2 separate regions of the Mus musculus genome follow, and region 1 is linked to region 2. Evidence: chromatin loops called from intact Hi-C (ENCODE). Cell type or tissue: heart. All regions are shown on one strand. Links, peaks and the distances in the headings refer to the core of each region. The heading gives the core; the rest is flanking DNA.

Region 1 (15,502 bases), core at 2,757-10,756, 140 kb before region 2:
GAACAGAGAGCCACTAGACCTGGCTGAGCCTTCTGAAACCTCAAAGCCCATCCCCGGTGACGTTATTTCCCAACAAGACCATACCTACCAACCATTCTAAGTAGTGTCACTCTCTGGTGACTAAGTATTCACATATATGAGCATATGAGGTCATTCTTATTTAAACCTTCACACTATTAAACACGAGAACCTGAGTTTGGTTTCCAGAACCCAGGTAAAAGTAGTATATTGTGGTGTGTGCTTATAAATCAGTTCTGGGGAGGCAGAAACAGGATAGGATGGTTGGGGCTTTCTGGATAGCCAGTTTATCCTAATAGTCAAAGTCTCAGGACCCCTTGAAAGAAATTGTTTCAGAAAACCAAGGTGGGAGCTGGAAAGATAGTTTAGCAATTAAGAGGATTTACTGCTGTAACAGAAGATTGGAGTTTGAGAAATAGGCGGTCAGCATCCTCAAAGACTTGCTTTCCCCTTTCCATTTCCAGTTAGCATCCATTGTAGGGAGTCTGATCAAACAGCTGGCCATTCCACAGTTCCAAGGTTTAGTCTTGTCCCTGTAGCCAGATGGTCAGCCTCGAATCTGAGCTTCATGGTGTGGGAGCTTCACCCCCAATGACCACTGCTCTTTCTCCTCATTATCATCTCTCTGCATAGGGGGACTGTCAAATGCTTCCAAGCTTTCTGAGTCTTGCAAACCCCACCTCTCCGTCCAACCAGGTGCCATCTAGGTTACATGTAGATTAAAGGCATTAAGGCAAACCATTAGCAATATGTAACTGGTGAGCAATTTATAATTGTGTGTGCTGACTCCATTTTTAAAGTATGAGGTACTTATAAAATGAACTCTTTTAAGTATAATATAGACTATAAATATGAAGATTATGAAAGTGCTCCCATCTGTCGACACCTCCTGTCCTCTGTTATTTACACTTGTATTAACACTCTACTTCCGACTATAATCAGGCATCTTTGAATTGCTTAAACTCTGTTGAGGCCTTTTTTAATTTTTCTATAGTCATTCTGTAACTTGAATGGAGTGTGTGTGTAATTACAGTGTGATGTAATGAGCAACCTGAGAGTTAACATCAGTAATTAAGACTGGAATAAAAGAACCAATGCTTTCAAATGTTGAGCTGTTGAGGGACATTGGGACTACTTTGCAAATTGTTACCAACGACGAAACAGAGGTAGCTTGTGAATTTATTGTTGTTCAATTTTTTTTTTCATACTGGGTTTTACGTAGCCCAGGCTAATCTTGAACATGCTACATAACTGAAGATAATCTTGGACTTCTGATGCTCCTGCCTCTACCTCTCCATGGGCAGGGCTACAGGCATTCACTACCAGGCCTGGCTTATGTAGTCCTGGGGATTCTTCATGCATCGTAGGCAGGCACTTTACCACTGATTTGGATCCCTGGCCTTTGTCTTCAAGTTTTATTTCTGTTTCTTTGTTGCAGTCAGCCTGGCTGTTTTGTTTTGTTTTGATTTTCGAGACCTGGCTGCTCCACATAGCCCTGGCTGTCCTGGAACTCACTGTTTAGACAAGGATGATATCAAATTCATAGGGATCCCCCCTGCCTCTGACTGAAGAGTACTGAGATTAAAAGGTGAGCTACCACATCCAGCAAGGCTGGGTTATATAATTTTTTCCAAGATATGTTTTTTTTTTTTCTGTGTAGCTCTGGCTATACTGGACTCTCTTTGTAGGCTGGCCTTGGACTCATAGAAATCCATCCGCCTCTGCCTTCCGAGTGCTAGAATAAAAAGCATGCGCCACCATCATCCAGCTTAACATGATTTTTAAAAAAGATTTATTTATGTGTATGTATTATTTAAGTGTATGTAAGTATCTTAGTCAGGGTTTCTATTCCTGCACAGACAACATGACCAAGAAGCAAGTTGGGGAGGAAAGGGTTTATTCAGCTTACACTTCCACACTGCTGTTCATCACCAAGGAAGTCAGGACTGGAACTGTAAGACCCCCTTTTGGGGACCCCCACTCTAGTCTCGGGAGTGTGAGAGCACCCAAAGAAACACGAGGACCCATCTTGCTGTAATTACATGAGGACGTTTAATTACGGAGCTCTGGACCGACATGTATCCCACACAGGAGATAACAGATGCCGGCCACGAGGCTTGAAAGTTAGGGGTCTTTATGGGGTAAGGGGCTTAGGGGTGTGGAATTCAGCATAGCGACACACTATTGGCTTATTCAAACATTAACAGAAAAATTACATGTACGTGCAGGGTGTCAGAGTTCTGTGAGTTGTTGACTCAGTTCAGATAGCCCTGTTATGTCCTCACATTCCCCTTTATCTTATGGTCAAGATGTTCCCAGGAATGTTTTAACTACGGGGCATACCCAGGTTTGTTTTTCTCTTTTCTCAGCCCCAGGCAGCCTCTAGGCTCACAAACAACCAGCAATTTCTGAGTACTTTATATGACTTACAGGTCTTGAAATTTCATCTTTCTTTCAGAACTCAAGCAGGTTAGGAAGCAGGAGTGATGTTACTCATTGGCTTGCTTCCCCTGGCTTGCTCAGCTTGCTTTCTTATAGAATCCAAGACTACCAGTTCAGGGATGGCACCACCCACAATGGGCCCCTCCCCTCTTGATCACTAATTGAGAAAATTCTCCACAGCTGGATCTCATGGAGGCATTTCCCCAACTGAAGCTCCTTTCTCTGTGATAACTCCACCTTGTGTCAAGTTGACACAAAACCAGCCAGCACAGTAAGTGCACTGTCACTGTCTTTAGAAACACCAGAAGAGGGCACTGGATCCCATTACAGATGGTTGTGAGCCACCATGTGGTTGCTGGGAATTGAACTCAGGACCTCTGGTAGAGCAGCCAGTACTCTTGACCGCTGAGCAATCTCTCCAGCCCTGCTGAATATTGTTTTTTATTGGATATTTTACATTTCAAATGTTTCCCCCTTTCCAGGTCTCCCTTATGGAGTCCCCCATCCCATGCCCTCTCCCCGCTGAATATGATTTTTAAGAGAAACTTCTGTAATCTCTTCACTCCTCTAAGCTCTCTGTAACCTATTTATGAATGTATGAAGCATGATGTATGATTCAAAATTTGTATTAGTAATTAAGATTGGACTGGAACTAAAAGAAAATTTTACAATTGCTATAGCCACAACTCTAAGTGAAATTAGGAGTAGTCAGTGATGAAACAGATTTTTTCTCAAAGTCTATTGACATTCGAAACAATCTGACATTGTGTAAAGACACAAAAGTGTCCGTCTATGTTAATGGCACAATTCAGGACAGGAGCACTCTGTAGAGCCACAGTTTAGCTTGCTACTGGACTTGAGGTTCACTGAAAGTCATGACTGTCAAACCTGGAACAGATCTAAGCTTTATGACAATCCCTGGGACAGTTCCTGGAGTATATAGTTGACATTCTCTTTCTCCTGCTACTATAAAAGTAAATTTCTGTGTCTGTGTTTCAGAGAGCGGAGGTCTCTTTCTCCTCTCTGCATTCTGTAGCCACAATCACCACCACATCCAATTTATTCTCTTAAATTTATTTTACACTTCACCATCTCCATCCCTAATTCCTACATTAGGCCACTATGGCTCCTCACCAGGATTGCTGCAATAGTTTATTATTTTTGTCCTTGCCCAAGACATTTAGTGTTGCAAGCTAGGATGCTTTAAGAGAAATCTCTAAGGAGCTTAAAGACACTTAAAGCAATTTCTGTTCACTTACCACCTTAAGCAATCTCTTGAGGACACAAAGATATGTAGGATGTGTTTGGTAAGTATCAAGTCTTTCTTCCAGTTGGTGTAGAATTTTTCAGCCTATAGACTTTATAAAATACACCTTTCTCTTTTTCCTACAGACTTGAACATTTGTTGCCTTTGACTGAAATACTTTTTACATTAGTTTCCTATTCATCCATCAGTCTGGTCTTAGTTTAAAATATTTTTAGATGGCCATCCTACTCCCTTCAATCTAGAGTGTTTCACCTAATTTTTTGGAAACAGGGTCTCATAAGTCACAGATTGGTTTCAAACTTACTAAGTATCTAAAAATGGTCTTGCACTTCTGATCTTCTTGCATCTTACTGTGGAGTGCTGGAATTATAAGTGTGTGCCACCACACTTGATGTAGTGAGGGGATCAAAGCCAGGGCTTTGTACAGGCTCCAGAGCTCTTTACCAAGTGAGTGACGTCCCTAGCCCAAGTTTTAATAACTCTTATTTATTTTTACTCTCTGTGTATTAGTGGTTTTGCCTTCATGTATGTGTGTGCACTATGTTCATGCCTGATGCCTGAGGAGGTCAGAAGTGGGTCCTGGAATTGGAGTTACTATAGAGGAATTTTAGCCCAGCAACATGGCTGTTCTGGCAAGGGATCACATCCAAAGACCTTCTAGGTCTTTGTGATCTTGCTGGAATGCAGATAGGCCACACACCTTTAGTCCCTCTGTTTGGGACACAGACATACCATTAGCACACACTTTTAACTCCAAACAGTGAAAGTAAGGTTAGTTTATAGAAGGAAGCAGCCATGTTTGAAATGACATCTATTCGAGGGGCAGACAAAGTGACAAATCAGAGAAAGATTTGACAGAATGAGTCAAAGGTAGAATACACCAACTCTCACAAGAACTGGAGAGGAAAAGAGGTTACTTAAGAGAGCAACAACAGTATTGGGGGGGGGTTAATGGGACAGTTTTACAGAGACATGTTGCAGAGAAAACAAGCTAGGTGAAGAGTGAGCTAGAGAATAAATAAGGAACCTGAATATTGCCAGAGTTAGTTTGAGTCCAAGCAGAACAATTCGGTGAGAAGCTGAGAGAAGCCAGTTTGAATCAGTCATTTTGAAAAACAATTTTGAGCCAGAACAGTGGAGTTGAACCAGCCAGCCAGAGTTCAGAAAGGACTAGAAAGAGTGAGTTTATTTAGTAGTAAGCCTCCAAGCTGACAATTACATATGGCTAATAAAAGTTACTTTTGCCAGGCATGTGGCACACGCCTTTAATCCCAGCACTTGGGAGGCAGAGGCAGGCGGATTTCTGAGTTCGAGGCCAGCCTGGTCTACAGAGTGAGTTCCAGGACAGCCAGGGCTACACAGAGAAACCTTGTCTCAAAAAACAAAGTTACTTTTACAAGTTACTGATGCTTGTACATTATCACATGAGTTCTGGGAAGCAAGCTTAGGTCCTCTGTGAGAGCAATACATGCTCTTAACTGTAGTGCCATCTCTCTGACTCCTTAAAGTTTTTAGTTTTGATGAATTCCAGTGACCTTTTTCTTTTTTGACTGGTTTTAGTAGCATAGCTAAGAAGTCATTGCCTGATCCAAAGTCATAACTGTATACCTGTTTTCATCCAAGAGTTTTATAGTATTAACTTTTTTGCTTGTCTTTGTTTTTTGTTTGTTTGCTTGCTTGCTTTTGAGACAGGGTTTCTCTGTAAAGCCTTGACTGTCCTGGAAGTCACTCTGTAGACCAGGCTGACTTCATTCTGCATATAAGCTCTGCCTGCCTCTGTTTCCTAAGTACTGGGATTAAATGCATGTTTCACCCTTCACCCCACAACCTCCAGGGCTCCCAGCTCAAATTCCAGCTTTCATTTAAGAATTCTTGTGGTTGCCAGGCAGTGATTGTGCACACCTTTAATCCCAGCACTTGGGAGGCAGAGGTAGGCAGATTTCTGAGTTCAAGGCCACCTTGGTCTACAGAGTGTGTCCCAGGACAGCCAGGGCTACACAGAGAAACCTTGTCTCGAAAAACCACAAAAAAAAAAAAAAAAAAAAGAATTCTTGTGACTAGTTGGGCAGTGGAGGTACATGCCTTTAATCCCAGAACCCAGAAGGCAGAGTTTCTGGACAACCAGAACCACACAAAGAACCCCAGGCTGGCCTCAAATATGCAGCAACCCTCCTGTCTCTGCCTCCCAAGTGCTGGGATTATAAATATGGTCCAGCATGAACAGCTTTAAATTCTCATCTTTTAAAATGAGGTTTAGGAGCTGGAGAGTTGACACACTCACTGATCTTGTAGAGAACCCACACTCAATTCTCAGGATCTATATAGCAGCTCACACGGTAACTCCTCCAGGACCAAGTTGCACATGCATAAATATGTAGGCAAAACACTCATACACATAAAAATAAGTCTTTAAAACTATTTCATTAGAGCTGGGCGTGGTGGCGCACGCCTTTAATCCCAGCACTCGGGAGGCAGAGGCAGTCGGATTTCTGAGTTCGAGGCCAGCCTGGTCTACAGAGTGAGTTCCAGAACAGCCAGGGCCCTCTACACAGAGAAACCCTGTCTCGAAACAAACAAACAAACAAACAAACAAATAAGCAAACCAAAACTATTTCATTAAAAAAGGACTTATTTTGGAAGGTTGTTAATCTTTCACTACATTACATTACATTACACATGGTCAGCCTTCATTAGATACTAACAGTTATTTTTAGTGAAGCAGCAATATTGGGAAACTGGCATGTTAACTGAGGATTGCTAGACAGTTGATTTTGTTTGTCATTTATTTATTTATTTGTTAATTATTTTCTGAGACAAGGTCTCTTTGTGTATTCCTGGCTGTCCAGGAACTTGCTCTGTAGACTAGGCTGGTCCAAACTCAAGAGTTAGGCCTGCCTCTGACTCCAGAGTGCTGGGATTAAACCTGTCTGCCATCACCGCTTGGCTGTTTTTTTTTTTTTTTTTTTTGGTTTTTTTTTTTAAAGAGACAGAGTTCCACGTATTAGAGGCTGGTCTTGAATTCCTCCTGATGGTGTTGTGGCTAACTTCCAAGAGCTGAGATTACAGGCTCTCTTCCTTTCTTTCTTTCTCTCTCTCTCTCTCTCTTTCTTTCTTTTTTTTTTTTTTTTTGAGACAGGGTTTCTCTGTGTAGCCCTGGCTGTTCTGGAACTCTGTAGACCAGGCTGGCCTCGAACTCAAAAATCCGCCTGCCTCTGCCTCCCGAGTGCTGGGATTAAAGGCGTGCGCCACCACGCCCGGCTGAACTGATGTTTCTTAAACACTCCTTGGAGACGGGTGAAGAAGTAGGAACCGGGAGGAAAGACTTTGGATTCCTTGCTGACGAGATAAGATTTGGTCAGGAACGTTAAGAGTAGCCAGACTTGAAGCTCAAATAAAGACTTACGCACCTAGGAGACTGACTACCTTGTGCCTACTTCCCCTTGGTTCTCCTAGTCCGGCAGGGTCACTTCCGGGAGGAGGCGGGGGAAACAAGAGGAGGCGTGCCGGGAAGGAGGCAGTTTGTGGTGCACCAGGCGGAAGTGTGCCAAAGTCTACGGACGGCCACTTCCGGCCCGGGGAAGCCCTGCTTCGGCTCGCTGCGTGGTTCGTGTCATGCGGAGGTAGGCCTCTGCGAGCAAGGCGGGAGGTGCAGAAGCCAGAACCCGTGTCCGGACTCGAGAGTCTGCGATTCTGGCGGGAAGACAAGACAAAAAGGAGGCAGGAACCTGAAAGCGACCTCTCCGCTGTTTCCGAGGGGGCAACTTCCACGAGGAACCCCCCTTCCCTGGTAACGGCCAGAAAGGAGGAGATGGCGCCAGTCAGGGAGCGGCTGTGGCCGAGACAGTGAGGACGCTTGAAGGCAGAGCAAGCGGAAGCCTAGGGAGGAGTATCGGGCTCTTTGCTGTCATCGCCGCCGCTCCCGCCAGCATGGAGGGAGCCAAGCCAACCTTGCAGCTCGTGTACCAGGCGGTGCAAGCGCTTTACCACGACCCGGATCCCAGCGGAAAGGAGCGCGCCTCGTTTTGGCTTGGGGAGCTGCAGCGTTCGGTGAGGTTCGGGGAGAGTCCGTTCTGAGCCGCGCGGGACCAGGGCCGAGTGGGATGGGATGGTTCTCCGCTTGAGTGGAGCGCTTGGCAGTGGGAGATCCTCTTTCCGAAGGAGCTGGTGCCGCGGGGTGGGGCTGAGCAGCCACAGATGTGCTGCCTTTCGGAAACCAGTGGCAACTGATTGGTCACGAACGGGCCCTTTCCCTCGTCTGTGGAATCCGTTTTGTAGTTCTGTACGTCTCGCTTGTGGTCTGGCTCTCCTTTAAGTGCTTTTGGTACACCTTCCGTATTCAAGAGTTGCATCTGGCAATACCTTCCCTTTGGCAGCCTTACTCACCCCTCAGTGTCCCTTGCCGATTTTCATTCGTGTTATTCTCGAAATTTCTCAGGCTTCTAGATTCGTGTTCGTACAAATTTTCTCCTCTCATTGGAGTGCAACGTAATATAAAGAAAAATTAGTTATGGTTTCAGGAAATCTTTGTAGTTCTTTTGTTTTATATCAGATTCCTACTGTATTTCTTCTGCCTGTACGTTTTTATTTGTAAGATGGCTATCATAGCTATATTAATTAGTCCATATTTTTGTGAGCATGTGGTGGAGTGTGTGTTGTATCTATCGTATTTCCACATGTTAAATTTTTGGGCTCATGTTTTTTCATTTTTTGACTCACACTTTGTATTTTCTTCCATGATTTTTCACACTCACCTTTGCTATGTTTTTATTTTTTATGAATTTTAATAGCTTGTGATTTTGCTGACAGTGTTTAGGTTTTAGTCTATGAACTGTGAAATTCTTTGAAAACTAAGGAGCCTCTTAACAGACTAAGTACCTACTTTCTTTTTCTTTTCCTTGTGTTTGGTGCTGGGGATCCAGTCCTGCCTACATCTCTAGCTCTCTCTCTCTCTCTTCACCCTTTATTCATTATTTCATTTTATACTCACAAACATGAAATGCTTGCTCTCCCTTTTCTGTTTAACTCATAACTGATGTTTAATGGTGCTGTATCTTCTTAAATAAGCCCCTAGGTTGCAAGTACATAATTAAAAAAAAATATTTGCCACTTTAACTCTGATGGTTGCATGTAAATGTGACACTCAAGTTCTTGTTTATATTGTGGGAAGACAAATAAAATTTTGCTGGGTGTGGAAGCACTCGACTTTAATCTCAGCTGAGATTAAATCTCAGCAGAGGCAGGCTAATCTCTGAGTTCCAGAACAGCCTGGTCTACAGAGTTCCAGGACAATTAGGGCTAAATGGAGGAGGAAAAAAAAGGTTCAGTGTAGGCTCCCCGTGTAGGCCTCCTGTAGCTTTTAGTTCTGCAGACGAGGGAGTTACAGTTCTCTACAGTTCTTCATACAGTTTTCTATTTTTTTTAAAGGATTTATTTATTTATTATATGTGTATATGCTGTAGCTGTCTTCAGGCACACCAGAAGAGGGCATCAGATTTTTGTTATGGATGGTTGTGAGCCACCATGTGGTTGCTGGGATTTGAACTCAGGACCTTTGGAAGAGCAGTCGGTGTTCTTAACCGCTGAGCCATCTCACCAGCCCCTCATACAGTTTTCTAACATATAAGTAACCTACTAGGTGAGCTCTTCTTTGCTGTATCTACTGATTGTGTTTTAAATCAGTACTGGAGAACCTATCATGGACAAACAAGTTCTAGATGTTGGTAATTGGAAACAAGCAAATGAATCTGTGGTGACCGCATAGTATACTCATGCTGATAATGTAACATGTCCAGAGCTGAGAGACATTCTTCAGCATAGAGCTTAAAGTATGTTAGGATTGAGTTACTCACCTTCCTCTCCTTTAGTTCCAATTATTCTGTGTGTCTATTCATTGTAGAATCTCAACAGGAAGAGATGACCAACTTGACAGAATAATTAGTTGGGAGAATTTTCTTTTTTTCTTTTTTTTTTTTTGGTTGTTGTTTGTTTGTTTTTGTTTTTTTTAATGAGAGATACTAGGGATTGAACCTAAGGCCTCACACATGTTGTGCAAATTGTTAATCTCTAAGCTCTATTCCCATCCTTTTTATTTTTATTTTGATAAAAAAAACTTTTTAAGTTCTCTAGGCTGGCCTTTAACTCACAATATAGCCTCTAAGTAACTAGATGTTGGTAATTGGAAACAAGCAAACAAGCCTGTGCTGACCACATAGTATACTCATGCTGATAATGTAACATGTCCAGAGCTGAGAGGCAGGCCTACAGGTCTCCTTTCCTTTCCATGCCCCAGGCGGGTTTGTTATAAACACACTATACAGCTGCGGGTACACTGTTGTCAGAAGAAATAGAATTATAACCTCTAGCCAAACTGTTATTTTCTTCTGGAAGGAATAGAGAGAGAGGAGCAGTTACTTAGCTTCTTTGAGGGAGAATGACATGTTTCTGGTGACAAAACTTGAGGTCCTTTGCAGTGAGGGAGCTGGAAGAATTTATTTGCTGACTCTGTTCTTCTGGGATTCCTTATAGATCAAGCCAACTAGTATCCAGGGGACATTAGGAAGCAGAGGCAGGTGGATCTCTGAGTTTCAGGCTAGTGTGGTCTATGTAATGAATTCTAGGACAGCCAGAACTATGTGGAGAAACCCTGAATCAAGGTGTGGGGGACGGGAAAGGGGAGAAAGTCTGCTGGAGCAGAAAAGATGTAGAAAAGGGGTGAAGAACACCCAACGTGCTTGTACATCATCATTTGGTCAGCTTCAGGGTGTCCATTTCTTTATTATGTGTTATGTGTGTGGACACACTTGTGTATGTCAGAAGACAACTTGTGGAAGTCAGTTCTCTCATGTGGGTTCTAGATACCTAACTAAAGTGGTCAGGCTGGGCAGCAAGTGGCTACAGTCTGTCTTTCTCAAGTGCCTAACTTGAGCATTTAAATGAACAATCACGTTATCACTTTGGCCTTTTCATTTCTTTATTTTCTTCAGGTCATGTAGTTGTACCCTGGATCTTGTCATTACCAAAATCACTATTCAGATATCCTTCTCTGAGCACAATCCATTAATTACTGTTTTCTGGCTCAAGAATTTCAAGTAACCCTGTGTTTGAATTTTTATTATTTTGCAGTCCTATATAATTTTAATTCTTATCAAAACTTAAGTTTTACTTTAAAATTTAAAAGTCTTTTGTGCTTGCTAGTATCTTTAAAATTTTTTTTGTTTTGTTTTCTATATATATATGCCATTTGTTCCCAAATGTCCACAGTATAAAATGTCCAATATATGTTCATATTGATAACCTATTTTCCTGTTATAGAAAACAGGAAATTTGTTGCCTGAAATAAGCTTGTAGCCCTAAGATTTATCAACTCCCAAAATAGCCCTCACCCCACTGACTTGAGTCAAATATGAATGATCATAGTCTACAAACATGAATTCAGAGTGCCTTTATTTTGTTGTGCGATGGAATTGGTGACATGAGATTGTATTAGTTATGGAACAGGGGAGTGGGGCTGGAGATACAGCTCAGTGCTTAAGAGTCCTTACTGCTAAGAGAGTCAGTGTTTGCCTCCTAGCACCTCTCTGGCAACTCACAACTGCCTGTACTCAAATTCCAGGGCATCTGGTGCTCCCTTCTGTGTACATACTCACACACACACACACACACACACACACACACACACGGGGATTGGGGGGGGGAGAAAGAGAAATTAAAAAATAAAAAGGAAAGTCAAATCTCAGAATTTATGGGTTTTATTGGTGGGCCTTTGGATGAGCAGGTTATAGGAAAGAAACAGGGATACTGCTGTAGGTCTTTTGTTTTCTAGAAGTGTTTTGTTTTGAGACAGTCTTCCTATGTATGCAGCCTTGGCTGGCCTGGAACTCAATGGAAATCTGCCTTCCTCTGCCTCCTAAATGCTAGGATTAAAGGCATGTGTCACCACAATTGGCTCTGAGTAGGTTTTAGGTACTGATAACATTTTTAGCCTTTGGACTGGTAGAAGTTAGTGGTTTGCTAAGAATGTACCTTGAAGTTTGAAGGACAATGAATGGCTATTGAGGGGGTTAAAAATAGTGCAAGATAATTTGGCTCTGTATCTGCATCATTCTAACTTAATATCATCAGAAGTTTTAATCAGCCATTGAGCCTTATAGAGTCTTTAACACAGGTATGGGGTTTTTGAGACAGGGTTTCTCTGTGTAGCCCTGGCTATCCTGGAACTCATTTTGTAGACAAGGCTGGCCTCAAATTCAGAAATCCGACTGCCTCTGCTTGTGCCTCCCCAGTGCCAGGATAAAAGGTGGAGGCCACCATTGAGCTGCCCAGGTGTGGGTTTATTTATTTATTTCCTTTCTGATAACTTTAATATGTAGAATCTTTCATCTGTCTTGGTTCTGTTTCCTAATTAACTGTCCTGGGAATCCCTCTTTAAACACTGTCCTAGGGAATTTCCTTCACCTCTTTCTTGTGTTGGGTCTACTGATAACTGGATTTTATAATATTTTCATGAATTATTCTTTCATTTGGTGGATAATTGAGGTTACCTTAAACCTTTTATTGTCTTTCCATTTGTCTGGAGGTCAGAGGACAACCTTGAGTGTCATTTCAGGAACTAATGTCCAACTCCTTTGAGAGAAAGCTAGTCTGGTTAGCCAGATGGTCCCTGCCTCCCCCATGCTGGTACCTGGCTTTTTAAATGTGGGTTCTAGGGTTCAAACTCAAAACCTTATTCTTTTAAGGTTAAGTTCTCTCCAGCTTTTTTGGGGTGGGGTGAGGGAGATGGGCTAGAGTTTCATTATGTAACCCAGGCTGTCTGAATTGGGGGTCCTCCTGTCTCTGCCTCCTATTAGAATTATAGTGTGCTACAATGTTTAACTCTTTTTTTAATATTCTTTTTTAAAATTTTTAAAAAAGATTTATTTATTATATGTAAGTACACTGTAGCTGTCTTCAGACACTCCAGAAGAGGGAGTCAGATCTTGTTAGGATGGTTGTGAGCCACCATGTGGTTGCCAGGATTTGAACTTAGCACCTTTAGAAGAGCAGTCGGTGCTCTTAATCTCTGAGCCATCTTTCCAGCCCCCAATGTTTAACTCTTGTCTTAACTTTTTCCCTTGGAAATGGTGAAAGGGGGTGGTGGTGGTAGTTGGAACAGGATTTTGCTATATAGTTCAGGTTGGTCTAGATCTTACTGTGGCTTAGGCTAGCCTTGAACTTGATTTTCCTCTCTTTTAGCTTCAGGATGGGCTACCGCCCATGTTGTCCCTTACTGTCTTCCTTTGCTCATTCTTTTCTGGGTCACTTTTACTTTGAGCAGTCTCCTAGTTTTGTGCCTGGAGATTATAAACTAGGCAGCCTGTGTTTAGCTGCTGCGTGGGGGAGTGAGGACAGGTGATGGAACTCAGGTGTGTAGGTTTTCATTTAATTTTGTGTTTTTAGATGATATTCCTATCCTTACTTGAGTCTTTTCCTGGGTATCCAGAGACCCTATTGAGTCTTGCAAGAGTAAACCACAGAGTAAAACCTCCTTTAGGATGGGAAGATAATACATCATTTGCACTGAGTCAAGGAGAAAATCTAGGGCTCTAACTGCTGCTTATACAGAGTTGGTACCTGCCTTTAGTTGTACCTGATGCTTATAGAATTCTGAGCTATGGATTCAGTTTCCCCAGCTAAGTCCATCCTGTCCCCAGGCAGATTTTAGCCTTTTTAGGTTTGTCCCATAAGATTGTGTTCTGAGTGATGGTGGGTGGCGCTTGTCTTTAATCAAAGTACTTGGGAGTTTGAAGCCAGCCTGGTCTACAGAGAGAGTTCCAGGACAGCCAGGGCTATATAAAACCCTGTCTTCAAAAACCAAACAACAGCAGCAGCAGCAGCAGCAGCAACAACAACAAGAAGATTATGTATCTCTCTGGTTTCTAAAGTTTTGGTGCTGTTTCCTTTTTCTTTGTTTTGCCTTCCCTTTTTTCGTTGTTGTTGTTGTTTTGTTTGTTTGTTTTTTGTTTTTTTGTTTTGTTTGTTTTTTTTCCCGAGACAGGGTTTCTCTGTGTAGCCCTGGCTGTCCTGGAACTCACTCTGTAGACCAGGATGGCCTGGAACTCAGAAATCCATCTGCCTCTGTCTCCTGAGTGCTGGATTGCCTTCCTTTTTAGACAGTGTCACCTGTAGCTCAGGATGTCTTTGAAACCTCTGCAACTCCTGATCTTCCTGCCTCTGTCCGACAAGTACTGGGGTTACAGGTGCATTCTCGAAAGTCCAGCTAAGACAGATGTTTTCTTTCTTTAATTTTTAAAAAAATATTTATTTTATTTATATGAGTACACTGTCACTGTCTTCAGACACATCAGAAGAGGGCATTCAATCCCATTACAGAATGTTGTGAGCTACCATGTGGTTGCTGGGAATTGAACTCAGGACCTCTGGAAGAACAGTCAGTGCTCTTAACCATTGAGCCATCTCTCTAGCCCAAAACAGGTGTTTTCTGATGAACCTTTATTTCTCTACAGACTTTTTCACCAAAATTCTTGGAACTCTGCAGCCATGGTTGCCTTCTCTGTGGTAAGGGGATATCACTGATAACTCTAAAATGTTTTAAAAGAAACTAGGTTATTTTGAATTAGATCTGAAAGAAATCCTTATGTAACAGCAGCTTGCATGTTCTGAATATTTAGTTTCCTTGGGCCACTTTCAGTGTGTATACAAAATTAGACAATTTAGAAAGCTATGGGGATCAAAGATTGCCTCTTTCTAGGGCTAATAATTCTGCTGTTTCCTTGTTTTAAGTTGTTGTTTCTTTCATAGAGACGATATGTGGGCTAGAAGTTATCTTAAATTATAGTTTAGATCTGGGGCTGTGGCCCAGTTGGTAGGTTGCTTGTCTAGCATGCATAAAGCCATGGATTTGATTCCCAGTTCTGCATAAACCAGGGGTGGTGGTGCATGCCTGTAATGCTAACCACTTGGGAGGTGGAGATGGGAAGACTGCTACACACTGAGTTTGAGGCCAGCTGACATGAGACCCTAACTTAAAAATGCCAGAGAAAGGTTGGTTCTGTAGTCCTATCTGGAAACTGAATGATGAAAAGTATAAAAAAAAAAAAAAAAAAGATGAAATAAAGTCATGCTTTAGTGGACTCAGTTGATATTTTGGTATATAATTTGTCACATGTCCATGGAAATTTTCTTAAAGTAGCATGTCAGAAAGGTTATGGGCCATGGCTATCAGTTTCTGATTTCTTTTCTATTTCTTTTCCCTTTTGGAATTTTAAAACATTTATTTAGGAGACAAACTCTTAAGAAGCAAGCCTTTCTGCCTACATGGTGTAGCAGCTGTGCTTCTCAGCTGCACATTCACACACAAAAGATTTCAGAATCTTTTTCCTTTCGATCACAGGTTGGTTCATTTTCCTTTGGTGGCCTAATGTGTGTCTTCCAGGATTCTTCTCATCATACTTAGCAGGTACCAGATCAAAGACAGATAATGCAGATTGATGTCCCAGTTTCATCACCTTCTAAGTATGTGACTCTCCAAGTTACCTAGGCGTCTTCTGCCTGGATTTCCTTCTAGAGTATGGATGACCCCAGAGCAGCTGCCCTGGCAAGTCTTCACCTAGCTAAGACTTCCAGTTTGTCTCTAGCAGTTGTATTTTACTTATTTTCTAATTTAGTTTATCTTTTTTTTTTTTTTTTTTTTTTGGGTTTTCGAGACAAGGTTTCTCTGTATAACCCTGGCTGTCCTGGAACTCACTCTGTAGACCAGGCTGTCCTCGAACTCAGAAA
Region 2 (15,502 bases), core at 2,668-10,667:
CTAGAATACTTTGTTCCTTAAAAGACCATGGCATCTCCCAGTAGTGTCAGCCTGGGGACCAAGCCTGGGTCATTGGGGAATAGTCAACATCTCATCTGTAGAGTAGACCTCTGTTTTGGTTCTTTTCCTTACATGCACATATAGATGAGTCCAGCAGCAGCATGCATGGGAATGTACATGAGTCCAGCAGCAGCATGCATGGGAATGTACATGAGTACAGCAGCAGCATGCATGGGAATGTACATGAGTCCAGCAGCAGCATGCATGGGAATGTACATGAGTCCAGCAGCAGCATGCATGGGAATGTACATGAGTACAGCAGCAGCATGCATGGGAATGTACATGAGTATAGAAGCATACATGCATGGGTATGTACATGAGTATAGCAGCAGCATGCATAGGTATGTACGTGAGTATAGCAGCAGCATGCATGGGTATGTACGTGAGTATAGCAGCAGCATGCATGGGTATGTACGTGAGTATAGCAGCAGCATGCATCCTGCATGGAAGGGGAACAGGTGGATGCCCCTGGACAGTGTTTAGCAGGTGGGCAGAGACTGCACCATTGCTGGACTCCCACTGCTTGCTCACTCTAGCTGCTCACACCCACCTCTCACTGACTGTCCCTAGACCACGCCTTCTCAGAGTGTTTGCCATGTCATTTCAAGCGAGAGAAACATTGCCATGAATCAGAAGCTCTCGGGAGCCAGTCTCCTGGTATGTCGATGAGGATGGCCATAGTGCCTACCATGTGCAGCTGTGATGAGGGATCCCATGCAGAGGCGTGTGGGGGCTGACACGTGTCATGCTGCGGACACCATGACCCATACAATGCATACTTTTGTGATGACCATTTAACACAGCTGGGAAATTCTCATAAAATGGATGTGCTCGTGTGATGGTTAGTTCTGATGCTCAACTTGGCGCCTCTGGGAGTCATGTGGGAAGAGCATCTCAGTGAGGGGTTGCCATGATCAGGGGTACTGTGCCATGTCTGTGGGGTACTATCTTGATTACTTTAATTGGTGTGGACGGCGTTGCTCCCTCAGACTGTATGAAGGTAGAGAAATCTGAGTACTAAGTGTGTGTATGTCTTTTCTTTGCCCCTGGCTTCAGAGGTGACATGACTATTGTTTCAAGCTCCTGCCACTATGACCCCCCCCCACCCCACTCTGATTGGCTGTAACCTGGAATTGGGAGCTAAACCAAACACTTTTACCCTACATTTTTTTAAAAAAAGATGTGTGTGTGTGTGTGTGTGTGTGTGTGTGTGTGTGTTTGCCTGCATACAAGTAAGGGCACTGTCAGTGTGCTGGGTGTCCACAGAGATCAGAAGTGGGTGTAGGATCCTTTGAGATTGGTTTTACAGATGGTTGTGAGCTTCCATGTGCACACTGGGGACCTGACCTGTGTCCTCTGAAAAGTCAGCAGTGCAGGTAGCGGCTGGGTCATCTCCATGGAACCTACTCAGTTGCTTTTCTTAGGCCATTTTACCACAGCAACATAAATAAAAGCATGGCGATGCCTATGTAAGATAAATATGCATTGGCGTCAGAGATAGGAACACATGCCAAGGTCTCTTGTGTCTGGCTCTGCATTCCACCTTTACTCCTTGACACCTCTCCCAGAGTGACCCCAGCATCTCAGGAGGCTCCTGCACAGCCCTGCTCAGGTGTCAGGGCCCTGCATTATTGAGATCAGAGCTTTTGTTCCCTGTCCCTTGTCCTCTACCTCCCTTGAGGCCCCTGCAGCAGATGCAGATATTGAGGAAGGAGAGGACATCTGACCCGTTCTCTTCCCCATGGCACAGGCAACCACTCCTGGGTATCCAAGACTCCCCTGCAGCCCCAAGCAAGCCTTGACCCTGTACCAACTTCTCTTCCAGCGCTCTGCAGATCTAGGCCAGCTTCAAAATGCCTTACAGCAGGTAAGAAAAGCCAAGTGCTGCTTCCAGGGGAGCAGACAGGGGCCTGACTCCACTCTTGATCCCCTCTTCAGGTTCATGAGGGCTGTGACTGTCCCCCAGGGCTGGAGCTACCTATGACACTGCTGGAGATGGAGGGGAGCCAGCGGGCACAGGAGAAGGTAGGGGCTGGCACATGGGAGAAGTAGATGCAGAAGACTGAGTGGATCTCCTCATATTCTCATTTCCCACCCATCTGCAGCTTCTCTGGGACTTGGAGCTGCTGACTGGGGTAGGGCTGGGCCTCTTCTGGCCCCCCTGGGCCGGGTACTGCAGCCAGAGGAGCCAGACTCAGTATGCACAGAGCCAGTGCAGCCAGTCCTGGGGCAGGAGTGTAGATGAAGACTTTGAGCAGCTGGTGAGTGGCTGAGTAGAGGTTCTGTGTGACACTGAGGGAGTCCCAAGGGTAGGGGGTGGGGGGAGTGGAAGGTGCAAGGGCCTTTAGGACTTACAGGTTCAAATATCTGCTTTATGGTTTCCTGTGGTCTCTAAGCTTCTTATAGCCTAGCTATAAATGTGGGTAATGATAGATCCTTCTAGATCTTTCTTCAAAGGCCTTTGGGAGAACTCCTGGACTCACTGGAACAAAAGGGTTTCTACCATACCCAACAAACACCATGCTCTCCTAATCCAAAGACTGAACAGTTAACTAGCTGGTGAAATCAACTGGGGCCATATGCAAGTCTTTCCACGTGGCTCCCCAGAGGGAAGGATGCCACCTGGCCGATCTAAGAGGTCAAAGGCACTGGTGTCCAACATAGCCCTGAGCCAGAGATTCAGAGCGGCTTTTGCCATGGGCTCTCCTCAAGCTGGTCCATCCTTTGGAGAGGTGACTGGGTTCCAAAGCGGAGCTGAGAACTGGGATGGCACCTTAGTCCTGTCACTGAGGTCAGCTTAGGGGCTTCTCAGGCTGAGGCAGCCTCAGTAGTAACAATCATTAGGCTAGCAGTGAACAATACGAAAGAGTTTGATCAACCTTGAGGAAGAGGTATCACAGAGGGCACGAATGCCAGGAGGCAGGACACCTGGGGGCTGGCTCGGAGCTTCCTTCCACACCTGGGGAATGCTATCCTGTGGGTCTGGGCTCACTTGATTCTTGCAGAGTTCCAAGCTGTGTCCTCCACCCCAGGCTGGGGAAGCCCACAGTGAGAGCCACCAGCTCCTGAAGGGGTGAGTCTTGCTCCCCAGGGACTCTACACTCAATGCTACCTCACAGTGACAGAGAACATTCTTCACTCCACAGTCCCCCTAGTGTCCCTCCTCCTGCCTCCATTTCCCAGGATCCACTGGGTGCAGGGGAGGCAGCCTGAAGGGGCTAGGGAGATTAGTGGGGCTAGTCTAGGTTGCCTCCCTACTGCAGCTGCTGAACTCTTACAGGAAGCTGGCTACAGATTCTTCATCTGCTTCAGATCTGGAGGAAGCCAGGAGTGATGGAGACCCAAGGCTGGAGGGCCCCATTATGCCTGCCAAGGCTGTACCTGGTTCATCAACAGGAGAGGGGCAAGAAGCCGGTGGAGCAGGAGTTCCTGGAGCTGGTAAGCCAGACTAGACTGGAAAGCAGGGATACCTTCATCCCAGGTCATTCTTCATCGCACAGCCTTTCATTGGGTGTCAGAGTCAGTTGGGGACGGCAAATAGGTTTTAAAATATATCTGCATTTATATATTTTTGTTTTATTTTTTGAGGCTGGGTCTTGCTGTATAGGTCATTTTAACCTGGAACTTGCTGTAGATTCCAGCCTGGCCTTGAACTCACAATCCTCCTGCTTCATCCTCATGAGTGCTAGGATTACAGGTGTACCTCTATGCTCAACAGAAGTAGGTTTTGTTGCCAGTTTCCAGATTGGCACTGTGTCCAGTGGGATTCTGAATTGAATTTGGAGCTCAGACAGGAGCAGCAGGAAGAAGCAGCAGTTGATGCCCAAGGATGAAGGAAGAGACTAGCAACCTTAGGTGATCTGTCACCCTTATGCCAAGCGCAGGGGCTATACAGAGACACTGGAGGACTTAGTCTAGTCTTTGAGATCACAACCTTGCAGGGAGCAGCGAGCAGAGCATCTTTCTTTTAGATTTCTTTTGTAAATTATGAAGACTTGGCAGTTTTTAAGCCAGCTTCTGGCTTAAATTTTCATCGCAAACTTCTTTTGAGTTTGCTGTCAGAAACAAAGAGCTAAGTAGGATTTTCTTTCATGACAGAGAAAGTAGGGCCCGAACAGTGGGGCTCTTCTGCCATCCTGAACCTCCAGACACAGATAAAGTGTGTGTGTGTGTGTGTGGGGGGGTGTCATTACGCCATAGGGTCCCAGCAAATGGCCCTTCTTGTGGTGTTCTTGGGGGAGGAAAAGTGCAGGTTCCTTAGAGAGGTCTCTTCAGGCTAAAAAGTTGGGGTTGGCCGTTGTAGACACAGGTGACTCGTGGCACTGCATACAGCCCGGGTATGCAGCGCGTGGTAAGACAGTGGGAAGGAAGGTTCAGGAATTGTGACAACTGGAAATATAAGCACTACTTGGGCATCCTCATTTGTATTTTTTGTTTTTTTTTGGGGGGGGGCTTTTTGAGACAGGGTTTCTCTGTGTAGTCCTGGCTATCCTGGAACTCACTCTGTAGACCAAGCTGGCTGTAAACTCACAGAGACCCTCCTGCCTCTGCCTCCTGAGGGCTGGGATTAAAGGCATGGGCCACCACTGCTCAGCTTCAAGCATCTTTATCCTAATCTGGGTGTAAGAGGCCAGATGCCAGTAGACATCGGTCATTGTCTGGCTTTTCACCCTCAGGTTGCTTACATTCGACCAACAGCAGTAGCTTCAAGGAGCCAGGAAACTCAGAACTTAAGGTGAAAGGGTCAGAGGGTCATGGACAAGGGCCCTCTGGGGGCAGAAGGGGTGGAGTCTACCTGGGAGAAAGCTCCTGGGTATGGTGGGGCTTTTGGAGGTAAGAGGGGCCAGTGCTGAGACCTTTTAAACAGCATAAAATGGTTAAGTACACTCAGAGATCAGCAAAAGTGGGTGGGTAGAGGTGGTAGTGATATGATATGGAACCCACTTGGGGAAGAGCAGTCGCGGGGCTACCGCACAAACTTTTTGGGCTCAAAATGCTTTTCCTTCCTAGGACCCAGGCAAGATGGAAGAAAGGAGCCAAGCAGAACCAAACATTCAGAGTTCCTTTGGACAGACTCTCAGAAGTACACAGGAGGGAAAGCTGGGCCAGGAAGGCCCAGAGCCCTCTGACCTGGCTTCCCAGGGCTTGTCAGCTCTCCAAGACCTCTCCAAGGGGCTGGGCTCCGGCCTGAGTCAGGAGAGAGCAGCACCTCAGACACTGCTGACTCCTCAAGGTCACCCAGAGGAGACACCACAGGGTCAGCGTGGCCAGTCACCTCAGGGTTATAAAGGAGAGTCAATTCAGGGACAAGACAAAGGAGTTCCTCAGAGTCAAAGTGAAAGGAAGCAGGCTCAACAGGGCCAGGAATTTAAAATCCCTCCATTGCAGGAAGGCAGTAAGTCAGAAGTCTGGGAGGAAGTTCAGAGAGGAGCCACAGTATGGCGCCAGGAAGAGGACAAGCCTCAGGGTCATCCCAGTGACTTCTGCAAGTCCCCAGAAAAACCCATCCCTCAGCATGTGGAAAAGGGGATAGCAGGACCCCAGGGTGGGAGCACCCAGGTGACACAGGCAGCAGCCACCCAGGAAGGGACGTGGGCTCCTCCCACCCCACCACAGCTCCAAGGCCCAGAAGGAGGGATACTTGTCTCTGAGGCGCAGGAGCGCCAGCCAAGGCTCCCCAGTGCTCTCAGGGAGCAGAGAGTCCCTAGGGACCCCAAACCCTCCAAGGACGCGTGGCCTGAGCCCCGGAACAGGGAGGATGCACTGGCCAGCGCAGGGCAGGAGGTTCTGCAGCGACTGCTAGAGCTGAACGGAGCAGCCAGGCAGCGGCGGCGGAGGGACCGAGAGCAGCAGCGGCTCCGGGTGAGTCCCAAGGCCCGGCCTGCCGGTAGTGGTAGTGGTGGGATTGGGAGGGTTGCCTAGGCAGAGCCCGCTGACTGCCACCTCCCCAGGTCCTGGAACGACTCCGCATCCTTGCGAACCACCATCGCCGGGTTTATCCGCTGGGGCTCCTTCCCAGCGTGGCTCAGAAGGCACCACAGGCAAGAGCCTGGGGAGAGGGGGCGTGGCCACCGCGGCTGTGTCCCCGAAGGGATGAGGCTGCTTCTGAGGGACTCAGCGAGAGGGGCGGGTGCAGGGCGGTCCCCTCTTGGCCACACCTACCCACTCAGAGCTCTTGCCACCTAGGAGGACAGAGCAGGACGGCAACGCATCTTGCGGGAACTGCTGGAACAAGTGCATCGAGGCAGGACTTTGCAGCTGCGGGCACTCGGGGCCAGGTAAGAGGCAGGCAGGGAATGGTAGGTGCCCCCTTTGCCCTGACATTTGATTGACAACCCACCGTCTTCCCAGGAACACCCAGAACTTCCAGGAGCTACTGTCCCCTGGCACTGAGGAGCCTACTCTTGGAGAATAGCTTTGACCCTACCCAACCTGCCCCTTCCCTTGCTGGGTCCCCTGGAGATTTGGAGCTGATGATTAAGGAAAAGGCTAAAGGGGTGACGCTACTAGGTGTGAGATAGTTTTAGAAAGGCCCAGAGGGAACCATTAAGGCCAGGGAGAACACACACACACACACACACACACACACACACACACACACACACACAGAGAGAGAGAGTCTCGAACGCATTCTCGAACGCACACGCACGAACAGAGCAATGAGGCTCCACCAGAAATCCTCTTATTTCTTCTTCTGGTTCCTAAGTGACTGCCAGGCCCAAGCTCAGAGGGCCAGATCTCGAGGGTCCAGGAGTGCAAAGGCACCATTCTTACGGAAGAATGACTCAATTCGGCACATCTTGCAGGAGACCAATTCTTGCTTTGTTGGAGGGCCTGGGAAAAGATGTCAGATACTAGAAATGGGTTTGTGAGAAGGAGGTCTCAGAGCACAGGAGTTTCCCACATAGCCCTGAGACTCTACCCATGTTGTACCTGCCCTGCATAAACAAATAAAAAGGACTTCTGAGAAGTGTGGACTACAGGAAAATCCGTTTGGGTGCTGGATAACTGGACTCAGCTGTCTGCCATGATCATCGGGTTCTAAGATGCTCCACTGGGGTCTTTTTTGGGCATCTAGATGATGGACCACTGCACTCTCTCCCCAGGGCCAACAGGTCAGAGAGTGCCTTTCAGCTACGTTTGTCACAGGGACAAACTGTGGAGACATGGGACTTTCCTTCTACCTCCACCTCACTTCTGGGGCTTCCTCTTTCTTCTGTAGGGAAGGCCGGACCCTTACTTTCATCTCAGAGGAAAACGAGGTCCCTGTGTTGCTCCCCCCACCCATCTTTTCTGCACATGCTCAGGCAGTGGGACACACTCCCTAGGACCTCCTGACCCGTAGGCTAGTGAGTGAATGGATACTCCAGAGCCCTCATCAACCCAATGGCACATACAGCCTTGGTATTTTCCCTACACTTTTGGAAAGCCACCAGGGCTCTCCTGCTTTCTGTCCTGGCCGATGACCTACCTTCAGTCTCTCAGGAAAAAAAAAAAAAAAACAAAAACAGGTGCTCGCCTTCCTGCCGATGCCACCTCTACATGCTGGCCCACCTCCCTACTCCCTTCAGGTAAAATTCCATTCTTAGCTCTGACCTAACTCAGGAAGGCCATGCTTCCACACACAGCTGCCTCGGTGGCATCCTGAACCTACTATGGCCACCACGGACCTGTCTTCAAATACCACCTGCCCTGTCCTCTTCTAATCTCACGAGCAACTACAACAGAATCTGTGGGTCACCCTTGCTTGCCCTCCCTGTCTTATTTAAACCGGCAAGAAGCCCCATGGAGTGGTGTCTAAAACATCCTTGATTTCAGTTCTAATCCTAATCACGTCTTGCCAAGATAACACAGATGCCTAATTCACCTGCCCAGGAGCCTCAGTGTCTCAAATCCAGCATCACTCACTTGTTTAAATCCTCACTAGCTTCCCCTCAAATTAGGACAGAACCCTTCCCCATGTCGTTTAGCCCTCAGCCTTAAACGCCTGCGATAGGCCTGTGCTAATGATCCGGCTGAAGCACACGCTTCCCCACCCCCCACCGTTCCTTCATTTCACAGAGCTTCTATTACATCTATCTCCTTGCCCACAATCTGGCCTTTCCCCTGAATGTTCTCTCCAGCACATGGCAGGCGCTCGGTGTTTGTGAGGGGACTCATTTATGGGAGGTCGGGGCTCACCCAGCTGCCAGCCATATGTGAAGTTGGTGGTGATGGGGAACAGGTAACGCGTCTCTGGCAGATCCAGTTTTCGGGTGTTGAGATACTGGTAGCGCCCCTGCAAGTCGTGGGAGATGCCTTCATACAGCAGGGCTTTGGTGTTAGGCGCAACGGGGTACATATCTGACAGAAAAAGAGGCTCTGGGGCAGGGCTGGGGGCTTTAGACGGGGTTGTTTTGGAGGCTGGTGGTGGTGGTGCGACTGAGGCCTGAGGCAACAGGGTGGGCAGTTTTCGGGGCAGACGGGATGCAGCCTTAGCCTTCTGCTTGGCCTTCACCAGAGTCCCATATTTGCGCTGCCATTCGTAGCGCAACATCATCTCTTTGAGATATTCCTCCTTCCAGAAGTTTTGCCGCAGGGTGTCCATGTTGAGCTGCCTCGACATGGTGGCAAAGGAATGAGCAGTATCAGGGTAGCTATTGCTGAGTGGGCATAGCAAGTGGACAGTGGGTGGCTGCCCTGGGATGGTCACTTAGCAACCAAGCCTTGCCTCACACAGGGCCAGTGTGCTGCTTTGAATATTCTTGGCCCAGGGAGTGGCACTATTAGGAGGTGTGGCCTTGTGGGGTAGGTGGTGTGACACTATATGGGTAGGTTTTATGACTTTCCTCCTAGCCACGGAGGAAACAGTCTGCTCCCGGCTTCCTTTGGGTGAAGAGGTAGAACTGTTTCTCCTGTGCCATGGCTGCCTGGATGCTGCCATGCTCCCGCCTTGATGATAATGGACTGAATCTATGAACCAGCCAGACCTAATTAAATGTTATCCTTGTAAGACTTGTCTTGGTCATGGTGTCTCCTCATAGCAATGGAACCCTAACTAAGAAAGCCAGGATTCTGCCTGCCATTGCCCTTGGTAGAGTCCCAGGTTACCTTTTCTGGGGCAGCCTAGAAAGGCTCACTCAACATCTGATTCCCAGACCTGTAGGCCCCAGGCTCTATGTAGAGCAGGGGTTTTCAACCTTCCTAATGCTGTGACTCTTTAATGCACTTCCTCATGGTGTAGTGACCCCCAACCATAACATTATTGTTGTTACTTTATGACTGTAATCTTCCTACTCATTAATTTAAATATCAGTGATCTCTGATGGTCTTGGGGACCCCTGTGGTTTTGGAGAGCCACAGATTGAGAACACTCATCTAGAATGACAATGACAATCCTAGGCAATTGCTTCTGTCCCTTGGGCAGGCCCCTCCCAGCACCGTGAAGACCCTAGGTGAAGCAGCAAAGGTAGAAAGACTGGGCTCAAACTTTGTCCTCCATCGCTGAAGGCAGTCTCTGATCCAGGTGACCAGTCCTTGAATTATTCCCCCCACCAATTATTCTTCACCTTGCTTTTCCATATTTGCAAGTCTAATGTCCCCCAATGCTGCAACCTTCACGTATCCATACCAGTACCCATTTGGAGAGAATAATTCCTTTAATATCAACAACGATACTATTAACAGCACAGGGAGGAGGCAGTGGAGAAACAGTTGGGCTTTCTTTCTCTACCCAGCCTAGACCTGAACAACCGAACCCCAACAGCTTACGAGCCACTCAGTGAAGAGGAAGGGAGGGGCTGGAAACCAAGGCTTGACACTTAAATAGAGCATGGCAAACCAGGAGAGGCCTGGTGATGAGGAGGGCTGAGGGCTGAGCAGCCCTAGCGCAGGTCTTCAGCGGTGAACATGCCCTTGGCCCTGCGCAGGATGGAGTCTTTGGCTGCATCGTAGGGATGCTCCTTGGACGGGATCTCCAGGACAGCTGGAATGGACCTCTGGTGGGCATCCAGGGCGTGCCGAACCATCTCTGCGATGTACTGGTTGATGAGAATGATGCCAATGTCATCCCTGTTTAGAAATTGCCTGTTGGGGGAGAAGAAGAGGAATTGACAGTGGCCGGAGGTATAAGGCCTTCAGCCTTCTCTTTTCTTGGATGAAGCAACTACACATAGGAGCTCAGAACCACACAGCTCAGGGTTGGAGTCCACACATCAGCTCGTGGAGGGAACTGGTAATGAAGACCAGGGTGCAAGTCAGTGTGTTCTTTAAGCTGCCCCTGTGGAGGAGAGGCAGAGGAGAGAGAAATAGGAGCCCCTCTGTGTCTGCATGAAAGTCTAGAAACACAAGAGCCTTATTAACAAAACAAACCACCACCCACCACCACAAAAAAAAAAATGGAGGAGGAGGAGGAAGAGGAAGAAGAGGAGGAGGAGGAAGAGAAGAGAAGAGAAGAGAAGAGAAGAGAAGAGAAGAGAAGAGAAGAAAGAAAAAGACTAAATGGTAGTGGAGTTCAAGGCCAGCTTGGTCTGCAGAGCTAATTCCAGGACAGTCAGGGAGGGCTACACAAACCCTGTCTTGTAAAACAAAACAAAATTTTCTTATTGATAGAGGTTGAAAGGGTGGGGGTGGCAGGGTGATTCCTTACTGTATACCTTTTGCTTTTTAGTAAATTTTTGAGATAGGGTAAATGAGACCACTGGATGCCTCACATCTATACTGATTAGGGCAGGGGGTGGGCCAGGAGGACATCTGCTGTAAGCCAAAGGCAAGATGGAAAGAGGAAACTCAGCAATGAAGGAATCACCATTTCCAGACAGATACTGTCATTCTGGCCTTCCTCGCATGTGATCACCTCCACACACAGACATGCACACCCATTCAGCTAAGTATTTACTCATTAAAAGTCATTCACTGGGCACCTACTTTGTGTCGAGCATGGAGTAGATTTGGCTTGGTGATTTTAGGACCCCTTCCTGTTGGAAACATGGTAAATCCTTGGAAGTAAGATCTGTCCTCCAGTGGCAATGGAGGTCACTTTACTGGTTTGCTAAGAGATCAGTCTCCCAGGTCAGAGCCTGCCACGCTCCAGGCTGTGGGAACTAGTCTCAGCCAGCATCCCTGGACTGGGCTATTTAGGGGAAACAGGTGAGGGCAGTTTATTCCTGAGATTTGGCATAGTAATTCTAGAAAAGGAATGAGGAAAAAAAATAGAGAGTTGGCACCCTCAATTCTAGTCAACAGTGCACTTTCTGGCTTAAAAGGAATGCCTGCACCCAGTTTTAAAAACTACGACCCAGGGTATGATGTGAAGATCTGAAGTACAAAGTCTTTGGGGAAGGCCATACTTCCCAGATGTTTTGCTTATTGTGCGCAAGACAAATGGAAGCCCCATGGCAGACTGCAGGGAGCTGAATAAACAGAGTGGGTAGTAACTTAGAAGACACAGGTAAAGCTGCTTGTTATCCAAGCCCTGTTACTTGAGTTCAATCCTCAAAGCCCATGGAAAGAAAACTGACTCCACAAGTTGTCTTCTGACCTCCATGTGTGCACACCTACCCACGGACACACACAAACGCCGTAATTAAAAAGAAAGAGTTGACCTGGGTTCTGCCTCCTATGGCTAATGTGCCTGTGCCCTAACCAATTGTCCTTTATTTTTCTCACTAGTAACTGGGAATAACCAGTACCTTACAGGACAATTGTAAGCCTCTAAGATAAATGAAGCGTATACACACACACACACACACACACACACACACACACACGCGCCCACTGTCCGGACCTACGCTGGAGGTGGTTAGTTTTCTTAGTCGAAAAGACTAAGGTTCAGAGAATACGCTACAGAGACCCCGGAAGAGGGCTGAACAAGCCGGTCAGCACTGGCAAGAGGCTCCAGGCGTCCAATTACAGCTGGTGCAGACCATAAGCTCCACTCCCCTCCTAAACTGACACACAATCATGTGATGGGGAAAGTTCGTGGACCTGCGGTAGGCCGGACCCCACTGAGCCCCAAAAGGGAACTTAGATGGCGGAGGCCCCTGCTCAGGGTGGACAGACGACTTCCGGGACCATCCCGGTCCCCATCACCACGTGACACCCAGGTTATCAGGCCACCAATTCTCCCCGTGCTTGTAGCAAGCGGAAGGACCCATTTAGGCCTAACAGGCTACCGTACCTGAAAGTGTCTTCGATCTCATTGATGGTGGTATCCTTCTCCACTACCAGGAAATTAGGGTGGCGGTTCTTGTTTAGCTCCCCTATGCCGCCCAACAGGAAACCAGTCACCGTGTCCTCGTCTCCAATCACCGCGATTAGCTTACCTCTGCCCGCCATCCTGTCCGCCGGGCAGAGCGCTTCCCAAACACCTGTGATGCCCCGCCCCCGCAGAGACCCCGCCCTTCAGTCATGCGCAGTTCCCCGCCTCCCGGGCATGCGCATTTAGCAGGAACTCCGCTTAATCTGCGTACTCTTGCGCCATAGAGGCCAGAAACACAAACCACAGAACTACGTCTCCCAGAAGGCTGAGCGTCACAGGCCTCTCTCTGGCATTCTGTCCTTAATTTCTTCTCTCTTGGAAGAAATGCCTTTTGAACCTAGTGTTATTAGAGACCGAGACTTTAGGGGACATACTTTTTTTTTCTTTCTTTTCAGTGTACGTTAGTTTGGTTTTGGCTTTTTTGAGACAGATGGTTACCTATCTCAGGCCGGACTTGAACTTGCAGTGTAGAAGAGGATAGATCCTATTGCTTCTACTTTCCGAATGCTGGTATTATAGGCCTGCGCCATTACACAAAACAGAACAGTGTGTGCTTGATTTGTTTGACTTAAAAAAAAAAAACATCTTTTTGTTGTTACATTTGTGATTTCGGAGGCAGGTGTAGTGTGGCAGTGGAGCAGGCCACAAGTTTGTGAGGTCATAATACACCCTATGAGAGTCACCTTGAGGTTCATCTGGTCAACCCAGTGCTTTTTTTTTTTTAAAGATAGGTCTCAGGGCTGGAAGATGGCTAGGTGGTTAAGAGCACTGACTGCTCTACTAGAGGTCCTGAGGTCAATTCCCAGCAACCACATGGTGGCTCACAACCATCTGAAGACAGTGTCAGTGTACCCACATATATGAAATAAATAAATCTTATAAAAAGATTTATCCAAATATTAGGATTAGGCCAAACTACCTACCCCCTTTTTTTGGTTTTATTTGGTAGTTTGTTTTTTGAAACCTGCTATATGTAGCCTTTTCTGGCCTGGAACTCAGAATGTAGACTAGGTTGGCCTTGAACTTGCAGCCAGTGGTCCTACTGCATCATCCTCCTGAATGCTGGGACTACAGAAATGCACCACTATTTCCTGTCCATTTGTTTGTTTCAACTCTTGCCTCAGTCTGGGATTACAGACATAGGCTACCATAACTGTCCAAGAACAGGTATTTCCTAGCTGGAAGGTCAAGGTCTGAATCGGTATGATGTACACATGCATGCTAACTATGACATGGCTAACAATTACTGAATATATATTAAATTACCAAAGAAATAGGCAAATGAATGATGACACTATGTAGTGCTGTAGAAACCAAGCAAGGCCTCATGTTAGTTCCTAAATTTAGATAATTGCATAGAAACAATCCTAGCACTTAGGAGGTTTGAAGCAAGAAGATTGGCACAAGCTCAAGGCCAGCTTGGGATATTGTCTTAGGAATGAGAGGGGCACCAGCACATGTGAAGAGGCACTGTGACCAGGGCAACTCTTAGAAAGGTTACATTTAATTGAGGCTGGCTTACAGATTCAGAGGTTCAGTCCATTATCATGGCAGGAAGCATGGCAGCTTGCAAGCAGACGTGGTCCTGGAGGAGCTGAGAGTTCTACATCTCAGTCCAAAGGCAGCCAGAACAAGAGTCTTGATCACATGGGCCAGACATGAGCATATATATGAGACTTCAAAGCCCCACCTCCACAGTGACACCCGTCCTCTAATAAGACCACACCTCCTCCAGTAAGGCCACACCTTCTAATAATGCCACTTCCCGTGGGCAAAACATATTCAGACCACCACAACTATATGTTAAGATTGTCCTGATGGCCCAGTGAGTTATGGCACTTACTACACAGCTCATGACCTGAGTGAACTCTCTAGAACCTACACTGTGGAAGGAGAGAGAAGCAAGTTCTGTAAGTTGTCCTCTGATCTCTCTACATTTGTTTTACAAACACACGCAGAGGCACAGCAAATAACTAATTAAATGCAAACAATTGATTTTTTAAATCTATCACCAAAAAAAAAAAATTTACAAAACAAAACAGGCTGCAGTGGCACTCAGGAGGCAGAGGCAGGTGGATCTCTGAGTTTAAAGCTACCTGGTCTACAGAGTTAGTTCCAGCATAGCCAGGGATACATAGAGAGACCTTTTCTCCAAACACATACACACGCACACCACCACCACAACCACCACAACCACCACCAACAACCAAGCAAACAATCAAAATTAAAGAATCTAGATGTTTTCCTGAGGTCTAAAGGGTCCTCATCACCAGGCTCATACGTTAGAGCTATTCTAGAACCACGTGTGTGCAGAGTCACTGCCAAAGGAGGGAATCAAACAGAAGTGCCGGCTGGAGTGCAGGGCTGATGGTAGGGAAAGTGGACTACATGGAGGTGAGAGATTCTTAGAGCCAGAGTTTTGAGATTGGATGTGTTTGAGCAGCAAGCAAAGAGACCTGTCTTCTAGCCGGGGTACCTGTTGGAATAAGAGTAACAATTCTGCCCATCTTTAATCCCAGCACTCGGAAGGCAAAGGCAAGGGCATCTCTGTGAGTTCAAGGCTAGCCTGCTCTATCAAGCTAGTTCCAGGATAGCCAGGGCTACACAGAGAAATCCTGTCTTGAAAAAAAACCAAAACAAAACAAGAAGTAACATTCCTGAGGGTATAAATTCTGAAATGAGTAGGTTGGAGGGGAAAGGGCCATTGTTTTTCCAACAAAGACAGACAGACAGACAGTCAGTGATGGGGGGAGGAGAACCTTGGGTATGGCATGTTTGACATATCCACATGGTCTAGTCTGGCGGTTGTGTGTATGTCTGGCAGTCAATTTGGATTGTGAACTTGATTGAACTGAAAAGAAACTCTGGTCCTAGGAGACTCATGAGACATACCTCTGGTCTTCCAACAAACAGAGTGTGGTTGGTCCCATCACGTAGGATGGGGCCCAAGACTGAGTTAAAAGGCTAAATATGTCCAATGTGATCTGAGTGTCTTCTGAGCTACCCAGATGTGTTTTCTGTGTCCTGACCCTCCCAGCTTCCTGTAAGCAGCCTTGAGCTCCCACCAACCTAATCAAAGCTTCTTTACTGTATCTTTCCACCATGATAGACTGTAACCTCAAACTGTGAGCCAGAAGAAACCCTTCATTGCCATTAGGTTCTTTCTGTCAGGTATTTCGTCACCAATGTGGCCTGGTTGGCCAG

What was found. Hi-C counts contacts between places; a loop is a spot of excess contacts. Peaks named below come from ENCODE experiments on the same cell type or tissue, not always from the same donor. Only the 100,000 strongest peaks of a DNase experiment are listed, where the experiment ranks them.
Region 1: a loop joins it to region 2, with 2.7 times the contacts of the local background. A loop is called at or near these places in 1 of 42 quality-filtered maps.

Annotation. Positions count from the first base shown.
Region 1 is chr6:29,601,638-29,617,139 of GRCm38, reverse strand. It overlaps Tnpo3 (transportin 3), which reads left to right and starts at 7,291. Exons shown (of 23, transcript NM_177296.5): 1 at 7,291-7,774. The coding sequence starts at 7,655. In heart, for the core only: no CTCF peak of the experiment used is centred there; a DNase peak (open chromatin) is centred at 7,229; H3K4me3 peaks cover 2,245 bases; H3K27ac peaks cover 1,321 bases.
Region 2 is chr6:29,464,690-29,480,191 of GRCm38, reverse strand. It overlaps Atp6v1f (ATPase, H+ transporting, lysosomal V1 subunit F), which reads right to left and starts at 12,409. Exons shown (of 2, transcript NM_025381.2): 1 at 12,218-12,409; 2 at 9,683-10,125. The coding sequence starts at 12,375. The coding sequence ends at 9,924. Atp6v1fnb (Atp6v1f neighbor) reads right to left here and starts at 8,755. Exons shown (of 2, transcript NM_001145360.1): 1 at 8,242-8,755; 2 at 6,763-6,894. The coding sequence starts at 8,665. The coding sequence ends at 6,785. It also overlaps a transcript of Kcp not described here. In heart, for the core only: no CTCF peak of the experiment used is centred there; DNase peaks (open chromatin) are centred at 5,811 and 6,141; H3K4me3 peaks cover 1,393 bases; H3K27ac peaks cover 1,537 bases; H3K27me3 peaks cover 603 bases.